Linked DNA regions of Homo sapiens: region 2 is linked to region 1. A link is an interaction called in ENCODE POLR2A ChIA-PET data of the cell type or tissue named here. Cell type or tissue: CD4-positive, alpha-beta T cell. All regions are shown on one strand. Links, peaks and the distances in the headings refer to the core of each region. The heading gives the core; the rest is flanking DNA. Region 1 overlaps GTF2A1 (general transcription factor IIA subunit 1). Region 2 overlaps TSHR (thyroid stimulating hormone receptor).

Region 1 (16,505 bases), core at 7,727-11,726:
TCCCCTTATCTTTGAATTCCTATAAAGTATTATTTATTCTACAAACGTGTATACAAATGTATTTCCAGCATGAACCAAGTGACTGCAACCAGAAAGACCGTGGGCTTAGCTAGACAAAAACAAGAAAGTGATGAGTAGCCAGGAAATAAGAGATTCTATAGACAAGTAAAGAAACTGCCTGCATTCTGTCATAGGACAGGACAATTTGCAAAAAATAAATGTACCAAAGTTTCATGGGCCAACTAATCCACACAGTCAACACTGAAGTCATGTTGGGTAATAAATGGTAAATATTTTTATATTAATAGAAGTACAAAGTCACAACTTAAAAAGCAATCTATTTACCGGCCCTAAGCCCTTCATGAAGGAATATTCTTAAAGCCAGGAGAAAGCCCTCTTAAATTTCCTAATTAAAAATGTGTTAAAGCAAGTTTACCTACATCTGATGCTATTTTCGCTAAATGCTGTATCAGCCCTTATCCACCCACACGTAAGCAAGAACTCTACCATATTATTAGCATTTAACTAAGATTCTGATTTGATTGGCAATACAAGCTTTATTAGTCGTTCTATGATCTCTTCTAAAATTGACTCATTGTTGACATTCTAAAGTTAAGGCTTCAAAACTACATTCCTGAAATTCAAGTTGGCTCAAACAATATCCAACCTCATTTTGCGCAGTCAAAGAAAACTGCTGTTCTTTACTATTGGCTAAAGACATCAAGCCACCACCCTCCTCCAATCTTCAGAGCAATTCATTTGATTCTCAAAATTAGACCTCTGCAAATTTTAAAATTATTTATCATTCAGCACACCATTTAGAGCTATCTCCCACTTACTAATTTAAAACAGTAAAGTAATGTCTCTGGGAGCAAAACAAACCAATTTTAACATTTAAAATATTATGAGTACAGTTTGTGCCAAAGGAGAATACAACCATTGTCTTAAAGTAGGAAGACACTTAAAAGTATATTCTTCAGTCAGGCTAAAACAAAGGTCCTCGCTTGCCTGATAAATCTGACATCTCATCATGAAATTGTGTTCTGGATAATTTGGTTGCAAGGAGATCCTCTGAGACTTCCTAACAATAAAGATTTAATGGTATCTTTTGTTTTAACCTCATAGTCTTGCTCTATGTGTATCTAACAGGAAATTACATTTATTATACTGCACATGGTATATGGTTTTAAGAACAGTCTCTCAGAAGTCATTATGCACAAAAATGAATGCTGTGAAACTCTCAATGACCTTACTGTCTTCATTCTATAACTTCACTGGTAAAACTAGCCTAACTCCACCTTTTTATTAGTAAATAAGATCCATAGTGTTGGCATTCTCCCTATAGATCTGTTTGAAGTAAGCACGGCTACTTATCACATTCATTTCCATAAAAGCAACAGAATTAAGATTTTCTTCATCTATAAAGGAAACTTCATGCAAGGCATGAATTTTACATGTTCATAACTACATCGCCAGGGCCTAGAATAGTGTCTGGTAAATTTCCGCACTCTATAAATGTTGAATAAATAAGCTTTTGTTAGAATTTTTAGCATTTGGTAAAGATCTCTACTAAAATTATAAATGCAACGTAATATTTGCATGCATTATAAATTTAATGATTGCAATAAAAAAACTGTATTACAATTTAAATGTCTTGAAAACAAAAATCTCAGAAATAATACAAATAAATGTAACAAAAATACTTGGAAAGAAGCACCCTGTCTAGGAATTAAGAAAATAAGGAATCAATGGCTAGTTTTCACAGTATCTGGTTTAAAAATTCCTTAATGTTAGCAAACTACAGCAAAGTTAAATAATATTTTAAATAATTTTCAGTAAAAACTTATGTTTGTTTTTAGCACTGTTCATTGCCTTAGTCTTTTCCTTAATAATAAAAACAGTTACAGAGATTCAATTGAACCCTTCTAGTTTTGAGATAGTTGAGGCTAAATAGAAAACAGAATTATCTCATTGAGTTAGCTATTACCACAAAGGACAACCTCAAAGTGGCTGTTTACTCTGCTTACAAGTTCAAAGACTGTCTAAATAGAAAAAGAAGATCGTAGCTCTTTTCATTTCATTCATAACTTATTTTTCAAACATAAAGCTAAGAAATTAATCTTTCATTCTATTAAAATAATCCACAAAACTCTAACAGGGTTTTCGTACTATTCATAATGAATTTAAGAGGCATGAATCAGCTGCCCAAATGTTTCAATAAGGCAGAAAGAATAATGTAGGGAAGAAATTACAACACAAATAACGTCAGTAATCTGAAGATGACATCCTTACCTTATCATATTGGCATACAACAACATTTTCTGTGTCAAAGAGTTCCTGTCCTTCCTCATCACTCACATCATCTTCACTATTGAGGGGCTCCTACAAATAAAAGGAGAGTTCTTATTACTATAAGAAGGCCTTAATATTCACTGAAAAAAAAAATATAATGACCTTGATGTTCTTTGAGAACCAAATGCCAAATGCATATATGTACGCCATGAATTTAATATTGTCAAATCAGCTGTTAACAGTTTGCCAATATTACTGAAATGTAAGAAATTAAATATAATTAAATTAGCTAAGCTATGTAATTTTTAAGTCTGAAAAGATGTTTATCTTTATTTTCTTCTTTCTTTTTTTGAGACACAGTCTCGCTCTGTAGCCAGGCTGGTGCAATCTCGGCTCACTGCAACCTCTGCCTCCCGGCTTCGAGCAATTCTCCTGCCTCAGCCTCCCCAGTAGCTGGCACTACTGGCACGCGCCACCACACCCAGCTAATTTTTGTGTTTTTAGTACAGACGGTGTTTCACAATGTTGGCCAAGATGGTCTTGATCTCTTGACCTCGTGATCCACCCCGCCTAGGCCTCCCAAAGTGCTGGGATTACAGGCGTGAGCCACCACACCCGGCCTATCTTTATTTTCTTTATTTTTTAAAAACAGTACAAGAAGATAATTCTCTACAATAACTGTTTAAGATGCCTAGAAAAGGACCTAATATGAAGGTTCAAAAGAGCTAATGGCACTATGTACTACAAATCATATAAAACAGAAAACAGTGGAGAAATTAGAGGAGAAAAGAAGAGCAATGCAATAGGCTAGCAGTCTGCCTTGCTGTCTTTACATTAAAGAACTTGGACTCTAAATACAAATCAGCATGTTTAGCATGATGATGGTTATGGTAGAGGTATGAAGCAGAATTAAGATTCAGACTTTTTTTTTTTCTTAAAGGCAGAAAGTAGGAAATCTCAGCATTAAAGAGAGTTAGGGGCCAAGATAAAACCTAACTAGAGCATAAAATAAACAACCATGTTAAATTTCGCTTCAATTGTGACAGAAGATAGAAGATGTAACTGAGATTTCTAATAAATGCAGAAAGAGAAGACAAAACCAAAGTAGAGAAGACAATAATCAAGACTATATTATGGACAGGCACAGTGGCTCATGCCTGTTAATTCTAGCACTTTGGGTGGCCTAGGCGGGACAATCACTTCAGGCCAGGAGTTTGAGACCAGCCAGGGAAATACAGTGAGATGCCACCTCTACAAAAAATAAAAAAAATTAGCGAGGTATGGTGGCATATGCCTATAGTCCCACCTACTCAGGAGGATGAGGGTGGGAGGATTACTTGAACCCAGGTGGTTGAAGCTATGAGCCTTGATCACACCATTGCACTCCAGCCTGGACAACAACCTGAGACTCTATATCAACAATAAGAACAAAAAAAAAAAATTATTATGTCTAGGCCTATACCTACTTACACAGGTGTGTATGTATAGATATTCTTTAATTTAAAATAGGTATCATCAATGTAAAATGAAAAAAATTTTCTACACCAGGCGTGGTGGCTCACACCTGTAATTCCAGCACTTTGGGAGGCTGAGGCAGGCAGATCACGAGGTCAGGAGATCGAGACCATCCTGGCTAACACGGTGAAACCCCGTCTCTACTAAAAATACAAAAAAATTAGCCGGGCATGGTGGCAGGTGCCTGTAGTCCCAGCTACTCGGGAGGCTGAGGCAGGAGAATGGCGGGAACCCAGAAGGCGGAGCCTGCAGTAAGCCAAGATTGCACCACTGCACTCCAGCCTGGGCAGCAGAGTGAAACTCCGTCTCAAAAAAAAAAAAAAAAATCTCTGAGGTAAAATTCAAGTTAACAACATTCACTATTTTAGCATTTGTACATGTACAATTCAGGTGCAATGAACATTTACAGTGTATATAACACTCACCACTACCTAGTTCCAGAACATTTCATCACTCTTACCTATTAAGCTGTCACTCCCCATTCTCCCTGTCCCCTGGCAATCTATAATCTGCTGTCTGTATGGATTTGCCTATTCTGGATATTTCATATAAATGGAATCATATAATATGTGGCGTTGTGTGGCTGATGTCTTTCACATAGCATGTTTTCAAGGTTCATCCATGTTGTAGCATATACGAATACTTCATTCTTCTTATGGCTAAATAATATTCCACTGTTATCAGCTGATGAACATTTGGGTTTATACCACTTGGATATCATAAATAGGGCTGCTATGAACAGTCACATACAAGTTTTTGTTGAAAAACATGTTTTCAGTTCTCTTGTGTATATATTTAAGAGTGGAACTGCTGGGTCATATGGATAATTCTATACTGAATTTTTGAGGACTATCAAACTGTTTCCCACAGCAGCTGTACCATTTTACATTTCCACCAACAATGCACAAGGGCTCCAATTTCTCCAAATCCTCACCAGCATTTATTTTCTCTTTCTTTTTTGAGTATAGCTATTCTAGAAGGTGTAAAGTGGTTATCTCAGTGTGGTTTTCATTTGCATTTCTCTAATGACTAATGATGCTGAGCATCTTTTCATATGCTTGTTAGCTATTTGTGTATCTTCTTTGGAGAAATGTCTATTCAAGTTCTTTGCCAGTTTTTAAATTGCATTATCTTTTTGTTGTTACGCTGTTTAAGAGTTCTTTATATATTCTGGATAGTAGATCCTTATCAAATACATGATTTGCAAATATTTTCTCCCAGCTACTCAGGAGGCTGAGGCAGAAAGATCACTCCAGCCCGGGAGGTCAAGATGCTGAGGCTGCAGTGAGCCACGATCATGCCACTGCACTCCAGTCTGGGCAACAGAGTGAGATTCTGTCTCAAACAAAAACAAAAACAAAAACCACCTTTTTAATCTACAAAGTCCACTTTTTCTTTGATTGCTTGTACTCTGGGTGTCATGTCTAAGAAAACTGTTGCAAGCGGCTGGGCACAATGGCTCACGCCTGTAATCCCAGTACTTTGCGAGGCCGAGGTGGGCAGATCACGAGGTCAGGAGATCGAGACTATCCTGGCTAACACAGTGAAACCCCGTCTCTACTAAAAAAAAAAATACAAAAAATTAGCCGGGCATGGTGGCGGGCACCTGTAGTCCCAGCTACTTGGGAGGCTGAGGCAGGAGAATGGTGTGAACCCGGGAGGCTGAGCTTGCAGTGAGCCGACATCGCGCCACTGCACTCCAGCCTGGGCGATAGCGTGAGACTCTGTCTCGAAAAAAAAAAAAAGAAACTGTTGCCAAAGCTATGGAGATTTACCCCTATGTTTTCTTCTAAGAGTTTTATAATTTCAGCTCTTAGATGTAGGTCCCTAATCCACTTTAATTTTTGTATGTGGTATGCCGTAGGGGTCCAACTTAACTCTTTTGCATGCGGATATCTAATTGTCCAAGCATAATTTGTTGAAGACTATTCTGTCCCTACTGAATAGTCTTGGTTGATGTTAAAGTTTTGCAACAAATAGCATAAATAGCAATATTCTATTTTAAAAAGATTAAGTTTACAGATCCAAAATGTTTGAAAAGTGAAAGAATGAAAAAAGCTGTACCAGGCAAATTCTAACCACAACAAAGCTGGTACAGCTCTAACAGTATCATACAAACAGACTTCATGGTTAAAAAAAATTTACTAGCAATAACTTAAGACATTGTATGATCATAAATGGTTCAACTCACTGAGAAAAAACAATGAATGTTAAACTTACATGCACCTGTTTTGAGGCTCAAAATACAAAAAGGAAAAATGGCAGAAAAACAAGAAGAAATATATCAACTACCATAGCAGGAAACATGAACATATCTCACTCAGTAGTAAAAAATGGATCAAGTGGCCAGGCGCGGTGGCTCATGCCTATAATCCCAGCACTTTGGGAGGCCAAGGTGGGCGGATCACGAGGTCAGGAGATCAAGACCATCCTGGCTAACACAGCGAAACCCCATCTCTACTAAAAATACAAAAAATTAGCCGGGCGAGGTGGCGGGCACCTCTAGTCCCAGCTACTCAGGAGGCTGAGGCAGGAGAATGGCGTAAACCCGGGGGATGGAGCATGCAGTGAGCAGAGATAGTGCCACTGCACTCCAGCTTGGGTGACAGAGCGAGACTCCATCTCAAAAAAAAAATGGATCAAGCACACAAAAAATATCAAGGATACATAAAGAGCATCTGAGCAAACCTACTGACAATATAAATCTAACAGACACATACAAATACCAAACAAGTGCAGAAAACACATTCTTTTCAAAGCATATACAAAAACTGACCAAATCAAGCAAGTCTCAAGCAATTTCAAAAGATTCACACATCACACAGATCATATTCTCTACAAACAAAACAGTTAAGTCAGAAAAGAATAGAATGGGAAAAACACACTAGAGAGAATAAAGCTAAAAGTTTACTCTTTGAAAACATTAATAAAATCAACACATCCCTGGTAAGACTGAACAGGGAAAAAAAAAGATGGCACAATAATTATATTAGGAATGAAGATGACAAAGGATTCTGGCATCAAAAAGACAATATCATGATTAACTTCATGTTAATCAACTTGAAAATTTAGATAAATATATAGAGAGTCCTAGAAAAATATAACTTATCAAAACGGTCTCAAACAGAAACAAAATACTTGAAGGGCATGAGATTACTAGACCCAGGTATCTGTAGTGTCATGTTTTAACAAATATCAACAGAAGAATTAAATACAATCTTTGAAAAAAAAAAAAGAGTTCAAAATACAGGAAACATGTCCCCAAATTCATTTAACAAAGCTACCATAACTGAAAACCTTGTAAGAAGAGTATGAGAACAGAAAATCACACAGTATCTATCAATCATAAATATCTACAAAAAAGTCCTCAACAAAATGAATTCAGCAATTTATAAAAAGAGAAATATAAAATGATCAAGTTGTGCTATCCCAGGAGTACAAGATTGGTTTACAAATAGAAAATCAATTAATGAAATCCATTATAAATAACATTACGTGAGAAATTATACAAATCATTGCAGAAAAGGTGTTTAATTAAATGCAACATTCACTTACAGTTTAAAAAACAAAGCAATGCAAAGAAGGGAATTTACTTAACCTGATGAAGATATCCATTAAAAAAAAAGAAAACCCACAACAAACATTAAACTTAACAGTGAAGCATGGAAAAGATTACTTTTCAGTTTAAGAAGAAGAGAAGAGTGCCTGCTATCACCACTTCTAATCAATACTGTTCCCGAAGGCTTAGCCAATGAGCCACAAAAAACTGCCGTTCTTCATATAAGATGTGAAAGTCTACACAGAAGATACAAAAGAATCTACAGATACATTATGAGGACTAACAAAAGACATTAGGACGGTGGCTGGTTCAAGGATGAATATTAAAAGCGCTACATATTTCCATCCTACCAATAAACTGGAAAAGGTAATAAAAACATGTTACTTCAAGAAGCACTGAAACTATGAAGAATTTAGGGGGAGGAAACGGGCAAGAGACCTCAATAAGCACTTCTATACAAAACACAAATATCAAATAAATATACAAAAAGAGGCTAAAACTCCTAAGTGAGGAAATGCAAACTAAAACCAAAATGAAATAATACTATTTTCTACCTACCAGACCAGCAAAAATCAGGAAGCCTGACACTATCAGGTATTGATAAGGGGGTATGGACATCTGCACAATTATGTATTGAATGGCAGAAGTGATTTGGCATTTTATTATAAAGTTGCAGATGTGCATGACTTAGGAGCCAGAAGTTCAATGTTCGGTATAAAATTTAGAGAACCTCTTGCATTTGTGTCCCCAGAAGACATACACTACAATATTTTATAACTGTTTGTAACAGTAAACAACAAGAAACAATCCTTATGTCCACTGGATTAGAAAAATTGACAAATAAAATTATGGTATATTCAGCAATGAAAATAATTATAGCTATATGCAACAACTTGGATAAACCTCAGGAATATCATTTTAAGGGGAAAAAACCAACTTGCAGAAGAATACGTAATTACTTCATTTACGTTGTAAACATGCAAAACTAAACAATATGCTATTTAGGAATATAAATATATATGGTAAAATATAAAAGCAATTAATAATCAACACAAATGTATGAGCAAAGGTACTTTGATGGCCTAGGAATGATGGGATTAGGGAGAGGCATCTAAGGCACTTTAAATAATGGAATTTTATTTTAACTAGATGGTGGGCACCAGGATGATTTTTATCTTGAAACATTTCTATTCATTTGTGTCTATTCAATATTCAATAATAAACTATGTTTTCTTCAGAAAAAAAATTACTTAGATAATTTAGAAGAACTTTGTACTAAGAAACAAAAAGACTGCATTTTAGGCTAACGAAGGCAATTAACAGTGAAAATTGTGGTGGGACAAATAGTTTTTGGAGCCTAGTAACTAAGCTGAAATAGTGAGGAAAACAAAGGCATATTTATATGCTTCTAGAAGAACACAGACATTAAGGGTACATAGGTTTTTAAGGAAGTGGTATAGAACATGGACCAAAAGGTTTTAAATATTTAATAAATTTGTGACATTTGGTTCTTGAGTTTGCTCTCTCCCCAAATGTTGCCACGCTTTTTAAATTACTGAAGCAAAAGATTAACCACATCTATTTATCTACCAATGTCTTATGTTTAAGCCACATTATAAATGCGTAAGCCAGAGTTAGAATTACCTGTACTCTTTACTACACATATTAATACAATTTAATTTGTTATACATTTTTTATTACCAGCTATATGAAAGTTATATTTTATGAAGATAAATATAGCCAGAATATAAAAACCTTACTAAAGTTAAAACAATCTAACTTTATCTTTAAAATCTTATGTTGTACAGCACCTAACAGTCTCTGAAAAAAACAGGATATAATTTATCAGTGTTGTACCAACTAAAAAAGGAAATAATCAAGTAGATTATTTTAAGTATGTTACTAGAAACTTACTTCTTCCACCTGCCCATCTTCAGCTCCATCTTTCTCTTTGTCTTCCTCCTCATCATCATCATAGTCTTCTTCTTCATCTTCATCTTCTTCAGATGATGTATCCCCAGTTCCATCAACTTGTAAGACCAATGGAGCTTGTGTTTGAGCAGGCTGGGCCTGCGGTTGCTGCTGGCCAGTTGCAGTTATCTGTGCTTGGGCTGGTGTAGGTGCTGCCACTGTCGTAGGTATAACTTGAGTCTTATTTCCTGTAAATAAGATTTGCTGAGGCTGGATGATGACACCTGTCTGTGGTGAAATCCCTCCAGGAAGAGGAGCCAGCACCTAAAGCAAAAGAAAACCACATAACAGTAACTAGTTAAGAGGATCAAGTATGGTACACAGAAATAGAAACAAATGCTTAAGATTCACCAGAATGGCCATATTTCATACACAGTTAAAAACTACCAAAGTACAAAAGCAATTAGTTTAACTAGTGTAGTGACCCATTAAATTTCTATTTTATCAAATTTCTAGAAAATAAGGATTTTCTAAAGATAACTGCTTCATTTATTGAGCACATACTATGTATATGCCAGCTACCAGGACAAAAGTTATACACTGCCTTCACATGAAGAACACTGGACTGAGAATCTGAAAACCTGGGTCTACCTTTTTTTTTTTTTTTTATAGATGGAGTCTCGTTCTGTCACCCAGGCTGGAGTGCAATGGTGTGATCTCGGCTCACTGCAACCCCTGCCTCCTGGGTTCAAGCAATTCTCCCACCTCAGCCTCCTGAGTAGCTGGGACTACAGGTGCGCGCCACCATGCCCGGCTAATTTTGTTATTTTTAGCAGAGACGGGGTTTTGCCATGTTGGTCAGGCTGGTCTCGAACTCACGACCTCATGATCCGCCCGCCTCCCAAAGTGCTGGGATTACAGGCGTGAGCCACAACGCCTGGCCAACCTGGGTCTACTTTTGTCTAAAGTCAGACATAAATACAGCAGACGCAAGTCATTTAACTCCTCTTGGCCTCTGTCGTTTCACTGTCAAACTAGGCTTAATGGTTCTCAATCCTGGCTGCAAATATGAACCACCTGGCAACTTAAAAAGTACTGATACCTTGGCCATACCCCTAATATTCTGACTCAGTGTGAGATAAAAGCTAATTATTTTTCTAAAAACCACCAGATCAGATTTCTGAAGTTCCTTTCCAGGTTCTGCATCTAGGATTCTAAAGTAAGCCACAACTTGAAAAAATATATACTAACAAATATTAACTATATGTATTATAATAAAGGAGGAGGACTAGATGCTTGTTACTTGCCATTAGGTTCAAGGAATGCAAAAATAAGACACAGTATTTCCTTTAAAATGCTTACACGTGGTGTAACAACACAAAAGACAAAAAAATGGTATAATAGACAAAGCACTAACAACTCAAAAACACAGCAGATGTAGTACAAATATGACACAGTGTTATGGGAACACAAGAGAGTGTACCAAATTCAACTTAGGGGACAAAGCATGATCAAATATTACTTATATTATTAGTAAGTAGTTTCTGTTTGTGCTTAAAGGCAGCGGTCCCCAACCCCTGTTAGAAACTGGGCTGCACAGCAGGAGGTGAGTGGTGGATGAGCCAGCATCACCACCTGAACTCTGCTTCCTGTCAGATCAGCAGCAGCATGAGATTCTCATAGGAGCAGGAACCCTACTGTGAACTGCACATGCAAGGATGGAGGTTGTGCACTCCTTATGCCTGATGACCTGAATTAAAAGTTTCACCCCGAAACCATCCCTGCTGCCCAGTACATGGAAAAATTGTCTTCTGCAAAAACCAGTCCCTGGTGTCAAAAAGCTAAGAGACTGCTGCTTTAAGGAGATTAGCCAGGTTTTTCTATTTGTTTGGGGGAAGTGCAGGGAGTTGCCAGACGGCATTCTTAAGAGAAGTGTAACATCAAGTGAAACCCAGAAGTGACAGCAGTACATAATTTTGGAAAGATGTAAATAAACTGGATTAATAGTACTGCTCTGATCTTGTCTCTATCATAATACTATTTTACTGACATTTAAAAAAGAGACAGACACATAAACATATAAAGTACATAAGTTCCTCAAGAAAATAACCATTCCTCTTTCATTTTAGTGCCACAGCACAAGAATATAACACAAGTAGATCCAAGTGTTTATTTTGATGTAAATGCAGCTAAAGAAAATAACTGGGAGCATGGCAAGAAATAAACCTGGAGAGTTCAAAGAAACAAGATCCACAAAAAGATTTTATAAACCATGTTGAGTTGTTTAGGCTCTTCTCAGTAGGCAATGAAAAGCTGTTAAAAGTTTTAGGATTTTTAGAAAGATAGGCCAGGCACAGTGGCTCACGCCCATAATCCCAGCACTTTGGGAGGCAAAAGCGGGCAGATCACCTGAAGTCAGGAGTTCAAGTCCAACCTAGACATGGTGAAACTCTGTCTCTATTAAAAATACAAAAATTAGCTGGGCACAGTGGTGCGTGCCACTAATCCCAGCTACTCAGGAGGCTGAGGCAGGAGAATCACTTGAACCCAGGAGGCGGGAGTTGCAGTGAGCTGAGATTGCGCCATTGCACTCCACCCTAGGTGACAGAGACTCTGTCTCAAAAAAAAAAAAAAAAAAAGATGACTATAAATCAGCCAGGTTAGGAGGGCAAAAGATGAGAGGCAGAGAAACCATTAAGAAGACAATGCAGCATTTTAGTGACAAATCATGGACAGTATGAACTAAGGAAATGAAAAAAGAGGCTGAGAAAAAAACAGTGTCAAACATATTAAGGGACTGCAACCATGGCAAAACTGCAGTTAAAGAAAAAAAAAAGGCCGGGCGCAGTGGCTCACACCTGTAATCCCAGCACTTTGGGAGGCCGAGGCGGGTGGATCACAAGGTAAGGAGATAGAAACCATCCTAGCTAACACGGTGAAACCCCATCTCTACTAAAAATACAAAAGTTAGCCAAGTGTGGTGGTGGGCGCCTGTAGTCCCAGCTACTTGGGAGGCTGAGGCAGGAGAATGGCATGAACCCAGCAAGCAGAGGTTGCAGTGAGCTGAGATCGCGCCACTGCACTCCAGCCTGGGTGAAAGAGCAAGACTCTGTCTCGAAAAAAAAAAAAAAAAGAAAAGAAAAACTATTAACAAGAATTGGTAGGGCTTGATACCTTGGGTATTAGAGGTAAGGAAAAGGGAGGATTCTACACACCCACTTCCAGTAAGCATCATAAAACTAGAGTCATGTCTGTGTCATTCACTCCTAAATCCCCTGACCCTTGTGAATACCCCGAGACTCAGTAACTGCTTATTGAATAAAGGCTGAATGACCAGCTTAGGAAGCTGGAAGGAGAGTGCTGCCACCTTCGAGGGGATGATGAAGGATGGGCAGAGACAACAGTAATTGTTTAATACATGTTTAATACATGCTGAATCTAAGTTAAGCTGTATACAGGAGAAATTTGAAACAACTGGGTCTGTAGCACTGAAAAAGAGTCTTTTGTGCATATAAGGAGAGGGAAACTACCCAGGGAATACATACAGAATAAAACAGAACCCCATACTGATCATAATAGAAGATTATTTTACCTGCTGTATAACAGGAGCTTGTACTCCACCAGGCTGCATTTGTGGTATAACCTGTTGTTGTAGAACCACTGACTGCTGAGGCTGAAAGATATATTGGGCACCATTGGCTGCTCTGACCACCTGAAGAAGCTGGCCTAAAGCAAAAAGCATGCATTCCGAGTTATCATTTTAGCAGTGACCATCTCAAAAGAAATGAATTCATATTTAATTTCATACCACCAAAGGCACAAGAAATTATCAAGAAAACTAACAATTTTATTAAAGGTTGTCATTCATACACAGTATGCATAATCCTCCCCTTCTCTGACTTCTCGCCATGTTCAAATACATTCCTTAAAATGTTTTATTTTTCATATTTACATCCTCATTCAGCTATTTCCAACAAGGTTTTAACAACAGATTATGAGACTTGACTAAAGCTTACATTATCTTTGCTAACCTTAGGAGTGAAGAAAGAGCAGTAAGATCAGACACTTCGGGAGCTGTTCATTTTTAAAGCTTTAAAGGAACAAAAGCTTAATAGCTCATTTAATATCTTGAACCAAACAAAGCACCAAAGAACTTTGCTTCAAAATTGGTAAAAGCAATAAAAGTTCACAGAACCAGTTATCATCATTGTCATACAATTCACACAGAATCAAATTCCCCCAATATGTTCCTTTAGACAACCCAGAATCTTGAATTGATTAAAAAGCAAATTACATCTTATTAAAATATGTAGCAAGACAAGCCCCTAATTTCACAAATTTACAAATTAACAAAAATAACATACACAGAATAGAAAATAAATAATAACTATATAATCAAGATTATAGGGAACACTTAAAATCCATGTAAATAAATTTTTCAAGCACCAATATGCCAAAACACATGAGCTAGACATTGGTCTTTTGTCAATGAAGAGATACTATGTATAATAATAGCATACAATAAATTTGCTCTTAATATGCTCTAGGAATTACTTTGATATCACAAGTTCAAAGAAGTTTAATACTCACTTGGCATGTTAAATGTGTTCAGTAAAAAACTAAGTAAGCATTTTTATATAATCATACTTCAATAATAGGGTTATCATGCACAGATCAAAGGTTCAAGTACAATTTTCATCTTCTTTACTGTATCCTCAACAACGATTACAGTTATATGTGTTACAGCCCTCAAATAAAGTTATTTTAATAACCTAAACCAAATGGTAAAAGAAATATTAGTATTTTCTGTCTTTCAAAGAAGACAAAACCTAAGGGCTAGATAGTACAATTTTCTGAATTACATTTTAAAATGGTTCCATCATTCCTAATTACCTGAATTTGTTAATATCTGCTGAACAGGAGTCACACCTGCAGGGAGTGCTAAGGTAGCAGCTGTAGCAGCAGCACTCTGAAAAAAACAAAGAAAAAATATCAAAACCACATACATGTATAATACTGTTTCTCTCTAGCATATTTTAATAGTGTATGAAACTTTTTGTTTAGAATATACCAAAATTTAAAAAATCTAGTAAGGCTAAATCCCATTTTATAAAATGGTACAAGACTGACCAACCTAGCCTCCAACCTACTAAATTATTTTAAGCAGTTAAATACAACAATATAATTGGGTTTTTTCCCCTAGAGAAGGTGCTCTAAGTAAATCTCACAGGTACTGCAGTTTTTTTTTCCTTCTTGTCCCATCAATCTTCTTTAAGGTACCAAGCCTTCCTATACTCAATCTAACCTACACATTTTTAGACAATACCCACATTAACAATGCTGTACAATATATGAAATGGCTATTTCATTATTGCTTCCTTTCCCACTGTTTCCTTATCCCCATTTCCTTGAGATAAAAGTATAATTATCTACTTTTTAGAATTCTTAACTTTTAAAATTTCTACTAAAATCAACAGATATCTATAAAGAACACTGTATCAGAAGACTTCACTGGGAGTACAGCTGACAATTCTTCTAAGATGTCATATTAGCAAAGAAAAAAGGGACATACTGGCATTATATTCTAGGTGAAACATGCATTAATAACAGATTAATACAAAAAATCTGTAAATCTTAAGAAAAGTCACACCAGGCAGACTGGCTCACGCCTGTAATCCCAGCACTTTAGGAGGCCCACGTGGGCAGATCGCTTGAGCTCAGGAGTTTGAGACCAGCCTGGGCAATATGGTGAAATCCCATTTCTACAAAAAATACAAAAATTAGCTGAGCAGGGTGGTGCACACCTGTAGTCCCAGCTACTTGGGAGGGTGAGGTGGGAGGATGGCTTGAACCTGAAGGTGGAGGTTGCAGTGAGCCGAGATTGTGCCACTGCACTCCAGCCTGGGCAATAGTCACAAACTTTAGTTTCAACATTTTGAAATCAAGTTAGTATGTGACACTTAAGTTATAAAGATATAGACGGGATTATATTATGAATTTCTTTAAATCCAGGACAAATTCTTGACTTCCTGGAGAGTTCTGGAGAGTTTTCTCCTCCTGTCCTCCCGCAAAGAATTATGCCATTCTCTGGTTTTTTATTCTGCACTTTAAGTATTTTCCTGTATCCCGCTATAGCTACACATTTTGGTAGTTTTTTCCCTCTCTTTTCAATCTTCTTTAGCTACCAACCATTCATACATTCAATCTAACCTATACAGTTTTAGAACTACCCATATCTGAAAAAGCTTAAAAAAATAAATATAACTGCTTTGGAAATGCTAGTGTCAGAGAAGTCAACAAACTTAGAAAATTATTAAACTGAGTTAATAGTTCAACTACTGTCTAGTCTGGGCTCTAGGTACATAGCTTTCCAAGAAAATACACTTGTTGCCACTTGACAAACCTAAGTAATTTCTACATCTTGGGCCTGAAATTCCCACTGTGTCTCCAGAATTTAACTATAGCCCACCCGGGTGATTCGTATTTAAGTTGGATACTCAATTACCCAATTTAAAATAAAACTTGGCTATATAAGCAAATTAAAGGTTATCTAAGTTTAAGGAAAATATTAACCACCACATACTATTAAGAAATATTTAAAAAGAAAAAAACAAAAATATTTAGAAATATTAAGTGCCTATAATTCATATTTTGAAAGACAGCAATTCTCCCTCTACCAGCAAACTGACATAGTAGTTTCCATATAGAATACACGACCCAATAACTACCTGCACACCCTCCACAAATTCAAGCTGCATAACATATATTTGCTGAGTCATGTACCATACACTAACCACCTTATACTTAATAACTATTAAAATTTCTTCTTGTATTCCACAAAACAGCCCAAACACAAATAATGCATTAGACCAATCATTTCATAAAAAAGAACCGAAAACAATGGTTTTCTAGAAGTTCCCTGAAATAGCCTTCTACTATATTATCTCACGTTTTTATGATTAGTTCATTTCTAATGCAAACAGAGCCATTAGAAAGAACAAATATATTTTTGCTATTTCTAAATCAGAATAATGCAAACCCACAAAAACCTAAAACACTTTTATTGGTACAGAGCCTATACTGATTATGTTCAGAAATACATGAAGGAAACACTGACTAAAAACAACAAAGTAAAATGTAAAATATACAGAAATGTTAAATCAATTTTCCTGAGTAACTGACCTATGATTTGTTTAAATACATATGCTCTTTAGAATAAAGGAGACTT
Region 2 (16,505 bases), core at 5,388-9,387, 170 kb before region 1:
CAACCAAAATCCTTTTGTTTGAGAAACTCTAAATAAGCATTGAGTTTTCTTGCCATGAAGTTTTACACTGTATCTAGAAAGTTTCTTTGAAAAATTCCTCTGTAAACCTAAGGCTGACAAAGAAGTTGGCTAGTTGAAGGGAAAATGATACTTATGTTTTGTGGCAAGGGGGAACAAAAGGAGGGGGAAAAGTAATTACTGTCCACTTAACATTTTATATTAAATTTCTAATGCATAATTTTCAAGACGGGCAAGAGTTTTGGTTTGTTTTAACCAAATATAGTTACAATATTAAATACGTGTTCTAAATCCAGCATGTGAATATCACTTCTTCAAAAAATTTTTAATTTTTTAAATTGAAAAATAAATATATGTATTTATGGTGTACAACGTGATGCTTTGAAATATGTATATATCGTAGAATAGCTAAATGATGCTAATTTACATATGCATTACCTTACATATTCATCATTTTTTTGTGGTGAGAGCACTTAAAATCTGCTGCCTTAGAAATTTACAAGTACACAATGTTATTAACTACAGTTACCATGTTGTACAATAGATATCTTAAACTTATTCCTCCTGTCTAACCGAAATTTTGTATCCTTTCACCAACATTTCCCCAACCCCTCATCCCCCCACTCCTCACCAGTAACCATCATTCTACTCTCTGCTTCTGTAGTTCAATTTTTTTAGATTCTACATATAAGTGAGATCATGCGGTATTTGTCTTTGTGTACCTGGCCAATTTCACTTAACATAACGTCCTCTAGTTTCATCCATGTTGTTGCAAATGACAGGATTTCTTTCTTTTTTAAGACTGAGTAGTATTCTATTGTGTATATGTGCCACTTAAAAAAAATCCATTCATGTGTAGATGGACACTTTGGCTGATTCCAAATCTTGACTATTGTGAATAATGCTGCAATGAACATGGGAATGCAGATATCTCTTTGACATACTGATTTCATTTCTTTGAATATATGCCCATAAGAGGGATTGCTGAATCATATGGTGGCTCTATTTTTAAGTTTTTCAGGGGCTTCCATGCTGCTTTCCACAGTGGCTGTACCAATTTGCAATCCTACCAACAGTCCACAAGTGATCCATTTTCTCCACACCTTCACCAACATTTATCTCGTCTTTGTGTTGATAACCATCCTAACAGATGTGAGGTGATCTCTCACTACGGTTTTGATTTGTGTTTCCCTGTTGATTAATGATGTTGAGCATTTTTAAATGTTTCTGTTGGCTATTTGTATTTCTGTATGTCTTCTTTTGAGGAGTGTTTCCAGGTCCTTTGACCATTTTTAATGGGTTATTTGTTTTCTTGCTATTGAGTTGAGTTTCTTATATATACTGGATATTAGCCCCTCACCAGATATATAGTTCACAAATATTTTCTCCTTGTCCATGAGCTGCCTTTTCATTGTGTTGTTTCCCTTGCTATGCAGAAGCTTTTTAATTTGATGTAATTCCACCTTTTGTTTGCTTCCTTTTATTGCCTGTGCTTTGGGGGTCATATCTAAAATATCATTAATGAGCAGCTTTTCCCCATTGTTTTCTTCAAGATCAATGTCAAAGAGGTTTTCCTTTCTGTTTTCTTCTAGTTTGAGGACTTATGTTTGGATTTTTAATCCATTTTGAGTTGATTTTTGTGTCTAGTATAGGGGTCTAGTTTCATTTTTTGGTATGTGGATATACAGTTTTCCTAACACCACTTATTGAAAAGACTATCAATTTATTAAAGAAAAGTTTTGATTTGTTTTATCCAAACACAGTTACAATGTTAGATGTGTGTTGGAAACCAGCATGTGAATGTCACCTCAACAAATTTTAACAACAGAAGGAATGGGAACAGCAAGGGGATGAGGAAATAAACAGAACATAGGATTTAACAATCAATGGGATATTAACACATTTATGCCTGAGGTTGCAATTTTTTGCATTTTTGCAATCAGACCTTGCAATGACCTTGAGCAGTAAGATATAATAACTCCCATGCTTAGCGTTCCAATAATGGAACACTAGGCATAAATGGGTTTAAGGGCACTTGGGGTCACAGATGTAAGCTTAGAAGGGGATTAAATGTGGCCAATGCCTTGCTTTTGCCCATTTAAAAAATTTCAACTAATTCTGATGTTGTTCTAACATTCTGTGATTACAGGATGGTAAGTTTGCATGGTGGAAGATCAGATTGGGCACCAGGATAATGGCCACAGGGACCTCAGTAGAGCTCCCAGTAACTCAAGGGCACCAGGAGTATGTAAGGAGTGGAGAGAGTGCACAAAGAAAAACTTGACCCACTTCATAATTTAAGCTAATGTCAATCCGCCTGGCACTTCAGAGTCTTATTTCTCAAAACGTGGCCCCAGAACAGCTGGTACCCAAATGCCCTGTGGGTCTGTTAAAAATTTAAGTTCCCAGAAGACACTCTAAACCAGTGGAATCAGAACACTGGGAATGGGGTCTGAGAAGATACATTCCAAACAAATAGCCTAGGCAATTCTTAGGTACTCTCGTGATTGAACCTCTGCACCAAAGAGGGAAAAGTATAAGTTAGAAAGGAATTTATAAGCACCATACACAAAAATAGCCATGACTCAGGCCTCCACATCTCATTTGTGCTGTCACTTCCCCTGGGAAGCCTGATCACCCCAAATGCCGCATTGTATAATCTTTTTTTTTTTTTTTTTTGAAATGGAGTGTCACTCTGTCGCCCAGGCTGGAGTACAATGACATGATCTCGGCTCATTGCAAGCTCCGCCTCCTGGGTTAAAGTGATTCTCCTGCCTCAGCCTCCTGAGTAGCTGGGATTACAGGTACCTACCACCACACCTGGCCAATTTTTTGTATTGTTAGTAGAGATGAGGTTTCATCATGTTGGCCAGGCTGGTCTCGAACTCCTGACCTCAAATGATCCACCTACCTCGGCATCCCAAAGTGCAGGAATTACAATAGTACCTAACATACTCTATTGAATTGCTGGCTTTTCTTTCTCTTTAGCCCATGTAATCCAGTGTCATTCATCTCCTCTGCTTAACAAAGAGCTTAGTTCATGAAAGCCGCCCAATAAATGTTCTTTAAATTAATAAATGACTTCATGTCTTGCTGTTCCAAAATATACTCCTTAACCTGCCTGAATACTTTCACTTCACTTTGCCAATTATTTCATTTGGTATATCTGAGAATTTTAGTTTAAATAATGAAATCAGTCAGTTATCCAGTAGGGTCAATTAATTCCACTTTCGCTTTCCCAAAGATTGTAGAGCAACCACACACAGCGAATGAGGAAGCAGTGATGCAAGTAATTTTGAAACACAGTTTTAGAGTTAAATTGTTTCTGGATGCAGGCATACAATAAATGGGTAAGTGCTGTGTGGGGGACACTGAGCACCGAAGAGTTGGAGGGAAAGCCCCAGGGAGTTATGAAAGGGAGTACAGGGAACAGGGAAGAAAAGGAAGATGTAACCTACTTATCTAAAACTTTTACCTAGAAATGAACCTGCATTCAGGGTCATGGTGGGAGAAAACACTCCTCCTCCTTTGATGGCTGTGACCTCCTCATAGTTCCTGAACATAGCACTCAAGCTGGTCCTAATCCCACTACATGAATAAGTGAAATAGGCTTTGAGAAACTAGTCTGAAAAGTTGGTCACCCTATGAAAAAATGCATGCAAAATCCCAGAAAACATTTCAAAACTTTTGAAATCTAACCAACTCAGAAATTGAGCAAAGCCAAGATTAGATGTGTCTTGCAGATCAACTTAGTGAAAGCAGATGTTACTCGTGAAGACAAAGGTCAGGACCCTAGAGACATAACAAGAAATATTTTATGAGAAGGAAACTTGATGTGGATTGAAAGGCAGAAGAAATGAAAAGAAAAAGGCACATGAACATTTTTAAGCAATTGTAACAGAATGACCAAATTGCCTGAACCCCAGACATATGATAAATCATATAACATGAATAGGCCCCCTTCAAATTGGTGGCATGCAACATGGCAAAACCCATCTCTACTAAAAATACAAAAATCAGCTGGGCTTGGTGGCGGGCACCTGTAGTCCCAACTACTCAGGAGGCAGAGACAGGAGAATCGCTTGAACCCAGGAGGCAGAGGTTGCAGTGAGCCAAGATCATGTCACTGCACTTCAGCCTGGGTGACACAGCAAGACTTTATCTCAAAAAAAAAAAAAAATGGTTGCATGAGCAATTATAGTGATGGTGACTCCAGTTTTGCCAAGATATAAGCAAGATTGAACAGGCCAGAAAATGTGGATATGTTAGTGCAAGCAAATCATCAATTCTTTTTTTTTTTTTTTTTTTGTATTTAAGTTCTGAGGTACATGTGCAGAATGTGGAGGTTTGTTACATAGGTATACATGTGCCATGGCTGTTTGCTGCACCCATCAACCCGTCATCTACATTAGGTATTTCTCCTAATGCTATCCCTCCCCTAGCCTCCCACCCCCCAACAGGCCCCGGTGTGTGATGTTCCCCTCCCTGTGTCCATGTGTTCTTATTGTTCAACTCCCACTTACGAGTGAGAACATGCAGTGTTTGGTTTTCTGTTCTGGTGTTAGTTTGCTGAGAATGATGGTTTCCAGCTTCACCCATGTCCCCACAAAGGACATGAACTCATCCTTTTTTATGGATGCATAGTATTCTATAGTGTATGTGCGCCACATTTTCTTTATTCAGTCTATCATTGATGGGCATTTGGGTTGGTTCCAAGTCTTTACTCTTGTGAACAGTGCTGCAATAAACATACATGTGCATGTGTCTTTATAGTAGAATGACTTATAATCCTTTGGGTATATACCCAGTAATGGGATTGCTGGGTCAAATGGTATTTCTAGTTCTAGATCCTTGAGGAATCGCCACACTGTCTTCCACAATGGTTGAACTAATTTACACTCCTACCAACAGTGTAAAACAAAACAACATATATTTATTAAACATATGTGTCTCTGTCTGTGTGTGTTACACTTAGGCACATAAAAGATATTTAACAAACATTGTTGAATGGATAAATGACTGAATGAGCAGCTACTATGTGTCAGGTGCTAGAAATAGCCAAAATGTTCTAAAAGACTGTGGGGAATTAGCAATTCCTTTTAGAACAGGAGTCCCCAACCCTGGGGCCATGAACCAGTACCTGTCCGTGGTCTGTTAGAAACCAGGCCACATAGAGGAAGTGAGTGGCAGGTGAGTGAGCAAAGCTTCATCTGTATTTTACAGCTGCTCCCCATCCCTCACATTACCACCTGAGCTCTGCCTCCTGTCAGATCAGCAGTGGCATTAGATTCTTATAGGAAAGTGAACCCTATTGTGAACTGCACATGCGAGGGACCTAGACTGCGTGTTCCTTAAGAGAATCTAATGCCTGATGACCTGAGGTGGAACTGAGGCAGCGATGCTAGCACTCAGCAGCAGCTGCAAATACAGGTTAACATCAGCAGAGAGGCTTGACTGCATAGAAACCATAATAAATCAATTGCTTGCAGACTCATATCAAAACCCTAAAAGTGAGTGACATGTGACAAGTAAGCTGCATCTGGTGGCAAGCTTTATAGTGGCAAGTGAGTTGATGTACTTCAATTGTACAGCTGTATCTGGTATCCTTAAAAGTATGTTTCAGACAATTTCAAATCTCCATATGTTCTGGATTGAAGTCAAGGCAGAATATCCTGAGATTGCTACAAAAGCTCTGAAAAGCCTGCTTCCATTTCCAACATCCTATCTTTGTGAAGCAGGGTTTTCTGCAGTGACAGCAACCAAAATGAGATTACAGAGTAGACTGGACATAAGCAACACACTTTGGGTGTCACTGTCTCCCATCACCCACAGATGGGACCATCTAGTTGCAGGAAAACAAGCTCGGGGCTCCCACTGACTCCACATTATGGTGAGTTGCATAATTATTTCATTATATATTACCATGTAATAATAATAGAAATAACATGCACAATACATGTAATATGCTTGATTCATCCCAGAACCATGCCCCCGACCCTGCCAGTCTATGGAAAAATTGTCTTCCATGAAACTGGTCCCTGGTACCAAAAAGGTTGGGAACCGCTGCTCTAGAATGTCCCCCTTGGCTGAGGAGTCCCTGATCAACCACTGAGGCTCTGCTTAAGTGTTCCCTCCCCTGCAAAGTCTACTATCACCCTAATTAATTACTATTCCACTGAAAAGCTCATCCCACCATCTTACACTGGTTAGATGTTTTACCTGCTTGTCTTCATTACTAGGATAAGGGGAAAAAAGATTCTGGGTTTGTTCCATATTTGTTTTCCCCAAATCTACTGTTTGTAATAGGGAAAGGGAGAAAGGAAAGGCATAAGAAAGAGAAGAGAGGACAGTAGGCAGGGAAAGAAGGAGAGCAAGGTGAAGTAAATCATGTTCTTTTGCCCCTAAGGAAATTATGTTACATGGTAGGTTTGTTGTTAGATACTGAGACCCTGATTCTACCTTATATTCAATGGACATTGTTTAATTGCATTTATTGCTTTACCACTCTGGAAAGAAATGTATTAATTTAAAATGTTTTGGATCAATTATTTCTTTTTATTACAGTTCTTACGGCTTATTGAAACCACTCAGCACACTTTTAAATATGTAAAATGTATGATCTGAGTCATGATAAAAAAGAAATTTCATAGGTAACAGCATCAGTAAATATGTGGCTGCACTTTCAGTGCTGACCTACCTATATTCTTTTCTGAGTTTACAACCTCAGTTATCAACAACTGACATTACTCAATAGTTGGCACATGGCATCCAATGCATGGACTTGAAAGTAGGCTTTTAAAATTACAGTAATCGGCCGCGTGCGGTGGCTCACGCCTGTAATCCCAGCACTTTGGGAGGCGGAAGTGGGCAGATCACGAGGTCAGGAGATCAAAACCATCCTGGCTAACATGGTGAAACCCCGTCTCTACTAAAAATACAAAAAAAAAAAAAAAAAGCCAGGCGTGGTGGTGGGTGCCTGTAGTCCCAGCTACTTGGGAGGCTGAGGCAAGAGAATGGCGTGAACACGAGAGGCGGAGCTTGCAGTGAGCCGAGATAGTGCCACTGCACTCCAGCCTGGGCAACAGAGCGAGACTCCGTCTCAAAAACAAAAACAAAACAAACAACAAAAAAATTACAGTAATTACTGTGGGCATGATAATTGTATGTGTCAACTTGTGTTGTGTGCCACAGTGTTTCCAGATATTTGGTCAAAGAGTTTTCTGGCTGTGGCTGAGGGGGTGTCTTCGATGAGATTAACATTTGCATCAGCAGACTGAGTGCTATGATTTGAATGTTTGTGTCCTCCTCTCCCCAGAATTCATTTATTGAAACTAACCCTTAATATGGTGGTATTAAGATGTGGGGTGTTTGGGGCCGGGCACGGTGGCTCACACCTGTAATACCAGCACTTTGGGAGGCTGAGGCAGGTGGATTACAAGGTCAGGAGATCGAGACCATCCTGGCCAACATGGTGAAACCCCATCTCTACTAAAAATACAAAAATTAGCCGGGCATGGTGGCACATACCTGTAGTCCCAGCTACTTGGGAGGCTGAGGCACAAGAATCGCTTGAACCCGGGAGGCAGAGGTTGCAGGGAGCCAAGATCATGCCACTGCACTCCAGCCCGGGCGACAAAGCGAGACTTCATCTCAAAAGAACAAAAAAAAAGATGTGGGGCGTTTGGGAGGTGATTGGGTCATGAAGGTGGAGCGCTCATTAATGAGCTTATTAAGGAGATTACTGCCCTTAGAAAAGAGCCCAAGAAGTCTATGTGCTCCTTCTGCCATCTAAGGACACAGCTAGAAGGCACCAAAGAGCAAGTCCCCACCAGACACTCAGTTTGCTGTGTGCATGTGGAGATCTCTTGGTGCCTTGATCTTGGGCTTCCCAGTTTCTAGAAGGTGAGAAATAAATTTCTATTGTCCATAAATTACTCAGTTTAACATATTCTGTTATAGCAGCCCAATGGCCTAAGACACTGAGTAAAGCAGATTGACCTGAATAGGCTATAAATGGAAAGGAAAACTCTTCCTGCCTGACTGCTTGATCTGGGACATCAGTCTTTATCTGTCTTCTGACTCAAACTAAAACATCAGCCCTTTGGGGAGTCTCAAGCCTACTGGCTTGAGATAAGGGGAAAGACCCACCCCCATGATTCAATTACCTTCCACTGAGTCCCTCCCACAGCACATGGGAATTCAAGATAAATTTGGGTGGGGACACAGCCAAACCACATCATCAGGGTTTTCTTACATAGTGTTGATAATCCTTTCCAGGGTACTGGGTGTAATGAGCCTTAAAGGTCTTTAGGACCCTGATGTAAAGACTAAATTAAAGATGTGTGTTTGGGGGCAAGTAGACCACTTCAGCACCTCCAGTGTTGAACTCATGGAGTTCTGGGTGGCCAGGGGCATTGTTCAATATCAAAAGAACCTTAAATGGCAGTCCCTTACTGGCAAGGTACCTCCTGACTTGAGGGACAAAGCATAAATGGAGTCAATCCAGAAAAAGAGTTCTCATTGTACAGGCCTTCTTGTACAACCAAAAGATTGGCAGGTGGTGTTTAACTTTTCCCTTCAAGGCTCAGGGGTTAGCTGCTTTATAGATAAGGGCAGTCCTTATCATAAACCGAACTGCATTTGCACAAAACAGTAGAGGTAGCCCATCTCTTCCTGCCTTAAATCCTGGTGCTGACTTCTTTTTCTTACTAATAAATGTCCTTCATGGCATTTTTTTGCAGAACAGGGCACCTTTATTTGCATTAAAAACCTATTTAGTACACCTACTATGTACCCCCTAAAATTTTAAAAAATTAAAATCTATTTAGGCAGATATTCTTCTCAGTGATTGTCTTAATGGTGCCTGGGAACTCATCTGCTGCCTATTGGTTGGCAAAACCTGATTCTCCTGTTATCGTCACATTTTTAAAACCAAACATCTTTCTAAAACTATCACACCATCTTTTGCTGGCATTAAATTCTTCAGCTTTAGTTCCTTTAACTTCCTTTTACTTTAAGTTGTTATATGACTTCACTTTTTTTCAAATAATAATAGAGTATTTAGGCATGGTTTTTTTTTGTTTGTTTGTTTGTTTGTTTTAGATGGAGTCTTGCTCTGTCACCAGTCTGGAGTGCAGTGGCGCAATCTCGGCTCACTGCAACCTCCACCTTCCGGGTTCAAGCGATTCTTCTGCCTCAGCCTCCCGAGTAGCTGGGACTACAGGTGCACGCCACCATGCCTGGCTAATTTTTTGTATTTTAGTAGAGACAGGGTTTCACCATTTTGGCCAGGATGGTCTCGATCTCCTGACCTCATGATCTGCCCACCTTGGCCTCCCAAAGTGCTGGGATTACAGGCTTGGGCCACCGTGCCTGGCCAGGTATGCCTTTCTTATAGCAATTCTGCACCGACATAAAAGCTCCATTTTCAATATGAGATAAAAAGGTATTTTGCAAAAAGTATAAGTTTTTATACCTGCTGGTGTAGCTGCAGTGACAGCCTCATGAATTTTCTTTCTTTTTTAACAATGGGCCTTGCACTAGATTCATTTATCTTGAAATGGCAGGCAATCGCAGCTGCAGACCTCCATCTATGGTAAACATCAAGCAGTTCAACTTTTTCCTGTCATGATTTTTCTCTGCTTCTTGGGAGCACTTTCAGCAACACTAATGGCACTTTGTATAGATCCCATGGTGTTATTCAAGGTTTACAGTATTGCACTAAATATAATGAAAAATATGTGAGAACAGTGAGAGGTCACTTTTTACTGTCATATGGAATTTACTGGAGACACAAACTGCTTATACAGAGATAATTAGTGACATGAAATTTTAAGCAGATACTTGCAACACCTGAGCTTAGCACAAAAGCAACAGGAGCTGGCTATGACATTTTTGCAGTAATACAGTATGTACAGTTAATTGTATGCAGTAATGATTTAATACTTTATGTTTGCTCACATTTCTCTTGACTGTGAATGGTACATGTGCAGTCTGTATTTGGGTTTGAAAGTTTTGAGAAATTTTAACTTTTTATAATAGATTTGTATGTATTTTATCATAATGTATGATAAAACAGATGAGTATATCCCTAGCTTTTTTCTTAATTTCTTTTTATATTTCCAGGCCATATGGTTCAACTGCAAGTTTTTAAAAATTGTTGCAAATCTCCAAAAAAGGATTCAATATGTTTATTTTTTAAAATTGTATATAATTAAACTTGCAGTTCAAAGATAGACTTGAACCCTAATTATTCCAATGGATAAATCAGTATAAATATGTAGTTATTTTTTTTTTAACATGAGAAGAGATGGGAAGTTGGTTTTGGACAAATCTGAAGCTGTTTCTATGATATTCTATAATATTGGTTTGTTTCCTTGATATTTATGTATCTTTCACATAAAAATAAAATATAATAGACAATACATTAAACTGGGAGCCCAGAAACTTTGGTTCTAGGATTGAATTATATGTGAGACATTCAATAAATCACTGAACCTTCTAGGCTTGAGTTCCCTCACTTTGAAAGTGAAAGGATGAAATATTTAGTTTCAGGATACTAAAGACATCTTGATCCCTAAACTGCTTTCTGGAAAAAAGCCAAAAGCAACAAGGAAATTTAGCAGTACACACTCCCATCTGTCATTATTAGAAAATCTTCATTAACTTCAACCATAATATATATGAAGAAAGGCTGGCAAGTATAGTGAATTTGGACCAGAGAGAGGCAAGAAACTGAAAGAAGATGGTTACTGGACCTCAAAGGATGACAGTGCAGAGGTCTTTGAAGTAAGTGATACACATCAAGGGGTAAGACATGATAGAACAAGATGGATGGCCTCAAGGAGCTCCTGAAACCCCACAAGAAACCCCTCCAATGCAGGGGATGTGATGACAAATGAAGACACATGCAGACAAGCTAACTCTACAAGAAACTATCTGTTTGGAAGACCAGATGAGAAACTGAATGATAAGCAGCTTGAGGCTGTCAATCTTTATCCGCCATTGAATGTAAACTCCAGGGAGGCAGAAATTTTTTTTCTGATTTATCTATTGCTGTATTCTCCAAACCTAGAGCAGTACCTGGCACAAAGCAGGTGCACAATAAATATTTGTATGATGGATGGATGAGTAAAGAAAGATTACAGCTAAACCACACAATCGACATACTTGTGTGTATGTGTGTGTGTATATGCACACGCATGCAAACATGCAAACATTACCCTGTCACCTCTAGAGAAAAATCCCTTCATTATTGAAAAGGAATTAACATAGGATTTATGCAAAAATAACCCTATTTACATAAAGAAGCAAGGCAACAAAACAAATAAAAATCATAAAAAGGGCAACCACCAAAAATATTTTTATTGCCCTAGAGAAGGTAAAACTTGTGACCAAAGTTATCTGTGAGTTCATAAAACTTAATGAATAAGGTGACCTTTCTGTGTTAGGACTCCAGAGTGAAGATAAGAAGTCTCAAATTTAAAAAAAGATAAGGCAATAAAAAATGTTAAAAAAGGTATTTGGTAGATCTTGGGATAGAAGTAAAAGAGCAAAATAAAAACATCAAAGAAATAAAAGCTTTGGGCCAGGCACAGTGGCTCACACCTGTAATCCCAGCACTTTGGAAGGTAGAGGCAGGCAGATCACCTGAGGTCAGGAGTTCAAGACCAGCCTGGCCAACACAGTGAAACCTCGTCTCTACTAAAAATACAAAAATTAGCTGGGTGTGGTGGCGGGCACCTATAATCCCAGCTATTTGGGAGGCTGAGGCAGGGGAATCACTTGAACCTGGGAGGCGGAGGTTGCAGTGAGCCAAGATCACGCCACTGCACTCCAGCCTGGGCAACAAGAGTGAAACTCCATCTCAAAAAAAAAAAAAAAAGAAAGGCCTTAATGGGAACAGCAATGTTGCCCATGTTGAAAATATAAGTGAAGACATTCATGACATCTTGAGAAAGTGGAGCAAAATGAAATAGAAAAGAAAAAAGACTAGAGTAGGAAAAAATTGTAGATCGAGAACACAGGGGAAATTGACAGGTACAACACATTGGATTTTTATTAGAAATTATATGTAAAACATTCAATATTCTTGTTTTTAAAGACAAAATCAGAAAAAAATGGAGAACAAAAATATCCAAAGTTATATCAAAAAACTCCTGAAATAAGAGATTTGAATCTGTAGAATTAAAGGACACACAATATTCCAGCAAACATAAATATCTATTAATTTCCATGCATAATCTAGTAAAGTTAAGGAACTTCAAAGAAAAATAAAGAACCCAAGAGTATCTAAAAAAGGTGAGGGCATAAATATCTTATCTGAAAAGCAAAAGAATAAAGCTAGCTTCAAATTTCTCTCCATTCAGTGCTAGGAATAATGAAATCATCAAGTTCTCAGGGTAACAAAGTATGACCCCTAAATTATATACCCAGACACACCAGGCTTGTTTCTTCTGTCCATCTGTGCAATAACTTTTTCAAATGTGTAAAACGTAGGGGAAAAAAACCTACATGAGCTTTAAAAAAGCTGTTAGCCAACTAGGTCAACCAAGATATAAATGATGAGCTATGAGCATTAAGTCATTTTAAATTTAAAACTAAGGTTAAAATGACTTCAGGAAATTAGGGTGTGCAGAACAGAATAGAAATGTAATAAGTTATCCCTTTATAAAAATAATATAACTAACAAAAATCAGGAGCGAGAGGGAAATGAAAATGGGAGATAATTTAAGTACCAATCTTCTCATTTTTAAATATATTGTTTAAGGCTGATCTGAGACTAAGGCTGATCTAAGATTAAGCACATAACTAACCAAAATGAGTGTAGCAGAAAAGAAAAGCAAGAAGATGGAAGTAACTGGACATATTCTAAAAGCATCATTCATAGTGAGAAATTAATAGGTACTGTTTAAAGGAAGAGAGACCTTACGATACATAAAGTTATATCTTACAAAGTAACAAATTACTAGAGGAACTCAAGTAGATCATAAGCCTTTCATATTATGAAAAATTGACCTTAGAAATCACAGACCAATGGTAAAATATTAAAAACAAAGTGTAATGAACTTATCCTTCCAGGAATGCTGGTTTACATCACATAAACCACTCCTGGTAAGAAAAATTAGCAAAGCAGGATTCAAAAAAATTTAATCGCAAAATAGTAAACAATTATGAAACAAAGAGGAGAAAAAGGGAAATCAGAGAGGTAAATCCTAGGAACGTGATTCAAGGAATAGTTGAGCAGAGGTTTGGCAGCACTATAGGGCTAGACAGTAAGAAAAAAAAATCTATCAAGAAAGGATCTCTGATAAACCCCCTACATTGAGTTGGGATCCCAAAGGGCTCCATCTAGTAGTAAGGGGTAGCTGGAAAAAAAACTTGGGACAGAAGTCCAGTTTTCAACCATCTTAGTTCCTCTAATTGGATTACGGTAATATAAGATTGCTAGTTCCCCTAACCAACTGCCATGAGCAAATGGAAATCCTACCAGGAAATACAATTTTAGGCTTCAAATGATTTCAACACTTTTTGTATACAACATCTTGCACACAATAAAAAGTAACCAGACAAATGAGAAGAGAAGATGATGTAATAAAAAATTGAGAGAAATACCAGCAACAGAAATGAATGCACAGGAGATTCAGAATATGAATAATCAGACATTTTACAATTTTTAATAGAGAAAATTTTTTTAAACCCAAAATGGATTCTTTGAAAAGACTAATAAAATTGATAAACCTTTGGTAAGGTTGATTGAGGAAATAAAGAATCAGAAATAAAAAAGGAGTCTATTATCACAGAGCCTATAGATATTTTTAAATTATATTATTTAAATATATTAACTTTATGTCTCTAAATTTGAAATTTTTAATAAAATGGATATATTTCTATAAAAAACAATTTACCAAAACTGACATATGAAGAAATAGAAAATATGAATCATTCTGTAACCTTTAAAAGAATTAAAAACCATAACAAAGGCCATCATGATTTCCCCAGAGTTATTTAACTCCCTTTTCCCATGTAAAATTTACTTCCAAATCTTTGAGAAGGCATTCCTTACTTCAGCAATAGGAATCTTCAGGGTTTTTTTTAATTATGAGGACATATTTTCCCTTCCTCATCTTATTTAACTCAGTGTTATAAAACTGTTCTATGATTTACTTTTGAGGATTATATATATTAGCTTCTCATATATTTCATACCCTAGGAGTTTAGATCATATAGCATGATAGTGAAGGGAGAAAGGGAGAAAAGTGGGAGACATGGAAGGGGAGCGAAAAGAGAGCTGTCCTGATTTGGATTGTTACAGTTCCATATCTGCACCCCCAGCAGTTTATTTATGATGGAGAGAAAATAAGTAAAAATATATGTGACTTGATTTTCAGTTTGAAAATGTGTTAATGAGAAAAAAACCCAAATCAATCTAATTCTTTATGCTTACTTTATGGAAATAAAAAATTTCTGTACTATGTGGTAGAAATGAGTGTGTGCCATTCTGGGAAACTGTTCTTCAGACCACCTGGTGACCTATCAGTTAATCAAAGCATTTGACATTTTTTCTAAAGAAAAGAGGGTGAAATAATAACTTGGCCTTTCTTAAAAAAATATACCCATGGATTCTGTATCCTTGCCAGTTGTCTATTACATAGTTTGTTGAGACTGCCCAACGTTGTCTGGAATTTCCAAGCCTCAGCGCTATAAAAATAATTCACTAGAACTGCCTCAAAATAATTTATATTGTGTAATTACTTAACACTGCACTTTGGACTACAGTATGGGATGGATATGCTAGGAATTATGCTGGGTTCAGTGAGAGTTCTGCACAAAGGCCTCTTTTGCCGTAACTACCAGGTTCTTGATGTTTAAGGAATTGTGTTGATAGGCCCTAGAAACTTAGGACCTACAATTACTGGAGCATATTTATTGCAGCACAGAAGAGAGTTGATGGTGGCTGATACAATATTGGTATAAACAAGGTCACTAGTGTTCCAGTATGAACATTCAAGAGCCCTTAGGGAAAACAAAGAAGTCACTTTCACAAAGAACTTTCAATTGCCTGCTCTCTGATACTAAAACAGAATTTAAAAATGAACCTAGTTCATTTTTTTTCTTGTCTCTTGGCGAAAAGACCACAGAAAACTGATCCTTCACTTAATTTCAAGCAAAAATTGTATTGTTTTTGGTGAAATCCATTTTTTACCTCAAGGATTCAGCCTAAGGTTATCACATCAAAATATATTTTCTTTAAAAATCTGAAGTTTGGCCTTGAATTTTAAAGGAAATTCTGCTTGAATTATTATATAGGATGAAATATTTAAGTATTAATCTTTTTTTCTCTCTTTCAATGAATTAAGACAAATACAAGCACCTTTTAAAAATCAGGCAGGGAAATAAATGCTAATTAAATTCTCTTACCAGTAGTTTTTCATTTTGTGAAACAAACTTTTCTAGATCGGATAGACTTTACTGACGAGTGTTTTTGATAATGCTGAATGGAATTGAGTATGACCTCCCAGATACAGATGCATTTGGACTTCTCATCCACTTAGTCTTTTTCATTCAAACTGGAAAATCATGTGGTTTCATTTTTATTATTTTTTTAATTGAGAGGATTGTCAGGAGAAAATATGTATGTGGCTTTATTTTTATTTTAACCAATAAGATTGTCAGTAGGAAATGCATTCTGAATATAGCACACATGGGGCAAATGTTCCTTTTTGGTCATGACATTTTTTCATTATAATGGAGGTTTGCCAGGGCATATACCATGTTTTAATGCCTTTTACATATAAAATCACAACAAGATAAGACTTTAGACCTCTCTGTAAAAGCTGCGGTATAATGGGAACTAGCATGCTCTGACTGGTTGCCTCAATTAATAAAACAGTCAGGAAATCTCGAGGGTTTCCTTCCACAGATTTGAGTATCCCTTGATGACCTGCATAAACCCTAGTTCTTATAAATCTGTTCACTCTCCTGCACCGGAGGAAGGGGAGATGGAAAGCTGGCCTGTTGGTGACATACACAGCATTATGCTTAGAAAAGTATGGGTTTCTTCCATGCTACCATCCTACTCTTGGCATGAAATTATACTTTGTGATCCTACAGTCATACATATGAAGGAACTACACACATAGGAGACAGCGTGACCCTAGGCTCTGACTGGGTATCTTTGTTTATATTTTGATAAAGAAGTTTATGGAAAAAGTTATTTTTAATTGAACAATAATTTGAGGCATGGTAAAAAAAATATGTATTGTCTAGGAATTATTATTTAATATTTAGAAAAAAACATGAGGCTTTAACTTGAAGAAATAAATATATTTTCAGGGAAAATCTATGTTGTTTCTTATTTATTTGCACTTTGGTACTCTAGAACACCATTAGGATGTCTTGTTTCAGATTTTAAAGGTAGGTATTATCCCTGTGATCCTTCGTGTGCAAACTAGCTTAGCAACCTGCGCCCAGGAGAGTAACCACAG

What was found. Peaks named below come from ENCODE experiments on the same cell type or tissue, not always from the same donor. Only the 100,000 strongest peaks of a DNase experiment are listed, where the experiment ranks them.
Region 2: POLR2A ChIA-PET joins it to region 1 with 5 read pairs; 3 of 35 experiments call an interaction of 5 or more read pairs at or near these places.

The regions. Positions count from the first base shown.
Region 1 is chr14:81,183,239-81,199,743 of GRCh38, forward strand. GTF2A1 (general transcription factor IIA subunit 1) reads right to left here. Exons shown (of 9, transcript NM_015859.4): 5 at 14,171-14,246; 6 at 12,870-13,003; 7 at 9,281-9,601; 8 at 2,293-2,382. Among named protein-coding and RNA genes, the nearest start is that of SNORA79, 11 kb to the right of the region's middle. In CD4-positive, alpha-beta T cell, for the core only: no CTCF peak of the experiment used is centred there; a DNase peak (open chromatin) is centred at 9,533; H3K27ac peaks cover 363 bases.
Region 2 is chr14:81,015,151-81,031,655 of GRCh38, forward strand. The region is part of intron 1 of TSHR (thyroid stimulating hormone receptor); the gene reads left to right. The region is part of intron 8 of TSHR-AS1 (TSHR antisense RNA 1); the gene reads right to left. Among named protein-coding and RNA genes, the nearest start is that of TSHR, 68 kb to the left of the region's middle. In CD4-positive, alpha-beta T cell, for the core only: no CTCF peak of the experiment used is centred there; no DNase peak of the experiment used is centred there.